2 separate regions of the Homo sapiens genome follow, and region 1 is linked to region 2. A link is an interaction called in ENCODE POLR2A ChIA-PET data of the cell type or tissue named here. Cell type or tissue: OCI-LY7. All regions are shown on one strand.

Region 1 (2,500 bases), 110 kb after region 2:
CTCAAAAAAGATTACCAATATTAAAAATGTCATTAGTGTTAACTTGGGGGAAGGGGGCAGTAATTATTACCTCCCAATTTTATACGGTTACCTTTTTTTTTTTTTTTTTGAGACAGAGTCTTGCTTTGTTGCCCAGGTTGGAGTACAGTGGCTCAACCATGGCTCACTGCAGCCTCTGTCTCCCAGGCTCAAGTGATCCTCCCACCTCAGCCTCCCAAGTAGCTGAACCACAGGTGTGTACCACATCTGGCTGATTTTTAAATTACTGGTAGAGATGGGGTCTCACGATGTTGCTCAGGCTAGTCTTGGGCTCTTGGGCTCAAATAATCCTTCCACCTCAGCCTCCCAAAGTGCTGGGATTTTAGGCATGAGCCACTGCACCTGGACTATTCAGGTAACTTTCTTTTTTTTTTTTTTTTTGAAATGGAGTCTCGATCTGTCACCTAAGCTGGAGTGAAGTGGTGCGATTTCGGTTCACTGCAACTTCTGCCTCCCAGGTTCAAGTAATTCTTGTGCCTCAGCCTCCCAAGTAGCTGGGACTACAGGTGTGCACCACCACACCCGGGCTAATTTTTGTATTTTTCATTAGAGAGGGGGTTTCGCCATGTTGGCCAGGCTTGTCTCGAACTCCTGACATCAGGTGATCTGCTCTTGGCCTCCCAAAGTGCTGGGATTAGAAGCGTGAGCCACCGTGCTCAGCCAGGTAATTTTTAAAAGCATGTCTAGATCTCATATTTGGTCATTTATGTATCATAATCAATTAAAGAATAAGCAGATACAATACACTAATATAGGCACCCAGTAGACAGTTTAGCTCAAAAACCTTTGAAAAAGGGCTCAGGCCAGCAGTAAATCTAAAAGGCAATAATAGATAAATCAAGACAGGTTATAAACAAAAAACAATCTAGGAACAGATAGATTCTCACTTTCTCATCATGGAAGGTCTATTGGTCCCATCTCAAAACTGAAATAATGATTCACCATCAAATAGTAGCAATAATACATGATAAAATTATATATTTAAGAGTACACTTACATAAATACTGCATCCTTTTCCACAACAACAGCAGGAATCTTATAGGGAAATCCATATAGTTTCTGAACGATGTATTTATATACTAAGTCTATATTTTTGTTTTCTTTTACTGAAGTGTAAATAAGTGCTGCACCATCTGAATAATATGGTTAAAGAAAAATTCTGGACAAATGTCATGAGCAAATACCATAAAATTCTGTGTTTTCAGCTTAACTTTTATTTCTATGCATTTTAGTTTCAGAAATAACTCCAAAGGTATATTATATGGTAATCAAGAACTTCAAAAGTAAAAAATACTACCTTCATATGGGCTACAATTAATAAAAGAATTTTTACATAATCAATTTAACTTAGGAAGGCAGAAGTCTCATTAAGACAAGAAGTAAAGGTAAATCTAGAAATACTGACACCATGACTACTTCTATATTTAAAGCACATGAAAGGACAATTTTTATGTTTTAACTTTCCTAAACTTCATAGAGGGGATATTATTTATCAACAGCTGTTTTGTTTGCCTTTTCAACAAAAATGGTGTGTTAACAGTGTCTCTTTGTAGTTTTTACAAAACCCAGGAATTAAAGACTTCAGGGATAAGGCTCAGGAGACTCACTGGAGAGAGCAAAAGAAACCCAATGTTGAAAGGTGAGCCAGCAGGTACCAATTAGGAAGCTTTCAGGAATAACCCAAGGCAAAAGCACATTTCATGACAAAACTTGAAATAACACAACCTCACATCAAGATGTATTAAAGCAGAGCCTAACTTTGACCTTTTATCCAAAAGACACAGTGGATGTAAATATTAAGACATCCATGGACAATGTGACCACTGACAGATGATGGATTCAGAGTGGCTATCAGAAATTCTATGACCATCCACATTCTAGCACTGGCCCTTGTTTCTCCAAGGGAGATGGTGACCTAGGCCAAGGGGGAAATGCTGGGAGTACAGTCTAACTTCTTAACTGGGATACTCATATTTTCTGGGACATGACCTGAGGCTTATAAACCTAAAAGCAGTATTGCTAAATACAACTTACTAAACTTACTTTGATACGAAACTTTAACATGGTAGAGACAAACATAATCTTAGGCAAAAGTTTAACTGTATTAACTTTGCATTAATGCTCTTCCCCACAATGAAAACCAAATTATGATAATTTGGAAGATTTCTGTAACTGAAAAACTTACATTGCAATTAAAAATTTAATAAAATAAAGGTGATTTTGAACTGTCACTGTCACTGATAAATACATACCTCATTATCTTGAGATGACTTCTCACATTTTGTATTCTTTTAAAATCAACTGGCTCTAATGGTCTCTATTTTGGTAGAAAGCTTCCTTTCTGATTACATTTCTGTACTTACATTTTTAAGTATAGCATTAAATAAATGATTAAAGAGACTGTTTACTCTCAAATTTTCTAATCCCCAAAGATAACATAAAAAAGAGGCTACAGATACCT
Region 2 (2,500 bases):
GGGTTGGTTTTTAGATGCCCTTTCTCAGTCAAGGAAGTTCCCTCCTATCCTTGCTTGCTGAAAGTTTTGTTTTGTTTTGTTTAATCATGACTGGATATTGAATTTTGTCAAATGCCGCTTTTTCTGTCTCAGTTGATACGAATATATGGCTTTTCTTGTTTTGTCTGTTCATAAGGCATATACATTTGAAACATTTGGAAGTACTGAACTACTCATGCATTCCTGTGATAAACCTTAGCTGTGGTACATTTGTATTTCTTATATATGTTGGATATGATATGCTAATATTTTATGGAGGGTTTTTGATAGCCTGGAGTTTCTCTGTAAGCTTGTTAATGACTCAACCCACTTTGCGTCCTTCCTTTTGAGATATTCATGTATTCATGGTCTAGTGTGGGTTATTCTGAATCCTGGTCTCTCTTTCCTCTCTGTGTGGTTGGTGTTCTTTTGGGTTTATCTGTTTCTCCTTTTTGCCTACATGTTAGAAAAACTTGAAGTTATGCAGCTCAATTCAGGAACAGGATGTAGGAAGAAGTATTTGAGTCCAGTAGCTAGATTCAAATTGATTTGCGTCACATTATTGAGGTCCTACCAAGTGCTGGGTCCCTGTTGTCACCTTAGAAGAACAGTTTATTTGTGTTTATCTGAGCAGTCTAGTTCTCCATTAGCAGGCACATGAGAGGAGGTATTGTTGAGGATGAACCTTTCGTCCATGTCTCTTTGTGGCCTCCCTGTTTCCTCCAGATGCATCCAGATCAGGGCAGAAGCAGAGCCTGCTTCATGGGGACTGAAAGGCCTTCTTTGTCTTTCCACCAGGAGGCTTTTGCAGTGGCAAGGAGGCCTGAGAATGACCCCGCAGGCCGGGTGAGGGGAAATGTAGGGAGTGGCCAGGTTCCAGCCTAACAGGTTATTTTTAAAAAGTGAAGCCCAATGAGGTGGGGAACTTTCTGAAGGGAGGTCTTTGTTTTCACTTGGCACTCAGATGACTCAAAAGTGAGAAAGCAAAGGAGAATGCAGGCAGCAGGGGAGGGCTGACTCTACGCCAGCCTTCTGAAATGACTTCAGCTGTACCTGGGCCTGCAGGTCACAATGATCATGCCTTTGAACTGGGGACACGGTTGAAAAGGCTGGAGGAGGAAGAAAGGGGCAAGGTGTCCACGCCATAGTCCCACTGTCTGCCTGACTGAAGGGCGGTTTACCACAGCTGGCTTTTTGTTCCCTAAAAAATGCAGCGGCCAGAGAGCAGGTGGGAGAGGCCCTCTCTGGGGAGTTGTTCCTCAGAACTGGGTCTGGGGGCAGGAGAGGGGGCCAGCTAATGGCCTGCAGAAGTGGCAAGGCCTGCTGCCTGCTTGCTTGACTCAGCGGTTTAGTTTATGGCAGAGTTTGCACAGACGGAATCGCTTGACCATGTTGTCAACAATCTGAGGCAGCCAAGCCAGCCAGGGAAGTTTTTTTGTTGGTCTCACCGGCTGTCTGGACCCTCCCACTGGAGGCGACCCTGCTCCCCACCTCACCGTGCAGCCTGGGTCCCTGGAGGCTCCCTGGGACATTCCTGCCACCTGCTGCCCTCCTCTCCCACCCAGCTCCTCTCCCTTTTCTTCTGGCCACTATTCTGATTTCAGTCCCCATTGCCTTGCTAGAACTGACACAGCCTCCTACAAACTGACTTCTGTGTCTTTTCTCTCCCATCTCCAGTCCACCTGCTACTAGATTCATTTTCCTGAAGAACAATTCTGCTGTGGCTCTTCTCTGCTCAATAACCTTCACTGGCTCCCCATCGCCCACCTAGCATATCTACTTCCTCAGCCTGGAATCTGATCCCCACCCCATCCCGCCAGCTTTGCTTCCCATCACACCTCTTCACATACCTGTGCAGTTTGCCTAACATGGACAACAACCCTCTTGTTCCCAAATATACTCTTGTGCTTTCCCACCCCTATGCCTTCTGTGGCTGTGTTCCCACTGCCAGAAGCCTCTGATTCCCCTTCTCTGTGTGTTGGAATGCTTTTGTGGAGTCCACACCAGGGCCATGTCTGCTCTTCATACGGGACATGCCTGACCTTCTCCTTCCTCTATTCCTCACAAATTGTAGCTCTCTGGTGGTATTTATCCCCTGTTTTGTTGTCGTTACTTGTGTCTGGATCTTAAGCTCCTTACCCTTTAGGACAGGGTCCGTGTCTAAGCTGTCCTCATATCTTGCTCATCTCCTGGTGACAACACACTGCACTTAGAGGAATCATCATTTTTGTGCTACTTTGTGCCAAGACCTCAAACATTATCCTATTTGTTCCTCCCAAGAAACTTCTGAAAGAAGTTTTAATACCTAACATTTGTTGAGCATTTACTGGAGCAGTACCAGGCTGTTCTAAATATTTTGCCTGAATTAGTTCATTTAATCCTTGTATTAACTCATTAACTCTTTGTAGTATATTTGATTATTATCCCTCATGCCAAAGATGAGGAAACTGAGGCCCAACGGGGTGAACTAGCCCCTACTGTC

Evidence for each region. Peaks named below come from ENCODE experiments on the same cell type or tissue, not always from the same donor. Only the 100,000 strongest peaks of a DNase experiment are listed, where the experiment ranks them.
Region 1: POLR2A ChIA-PET joins it to region 2 with 5 read pairs; 3 of 35 experiments call an interaction of 5 or more read pairs at or near these places.

The regions. Positions count from the first base shown.
Region 1 is chr3:32,533,475-32,535,974 of GRCh38, forward strand. DYNC1LI1 (dynein cytoplasmic 1 light intermediate chain 1) reads right to left here. Exons shown (of 13, transcript NM_016141.4): 7 at 1,037-1,172. Among named protein-coding and RNA genes, the nearest start is that of MIR548AY, 28 kb to the left of the region's middle. In OCI-LY7, no CTCF peak of the experiment used is centred here; no DNase peak of the experiment used is centred here.
Region 2 is chr3:32,419,496-32,421,995 of GRCh38, forward strand. The region is part of intron 1 of CMTM7 (CKLF like MARVEL transmembrane domain containing 7); the gene reads left to right. Among named protein-coding and RNA genes, the nearest start is that of CMTM7, 29 kb to the left of the region's middle. RefSeq lists enhancers at 145-1,344, 576-635, 696-765, 856-935. In OCI-LY7, no CTCF peak of the experiment used is centred here; DNase peaks (open chromatin) are centred at 696 and 1,166; H3K4me3 peaks cover 1,483 bases; H3K27ac peaks cover 2,500 bases.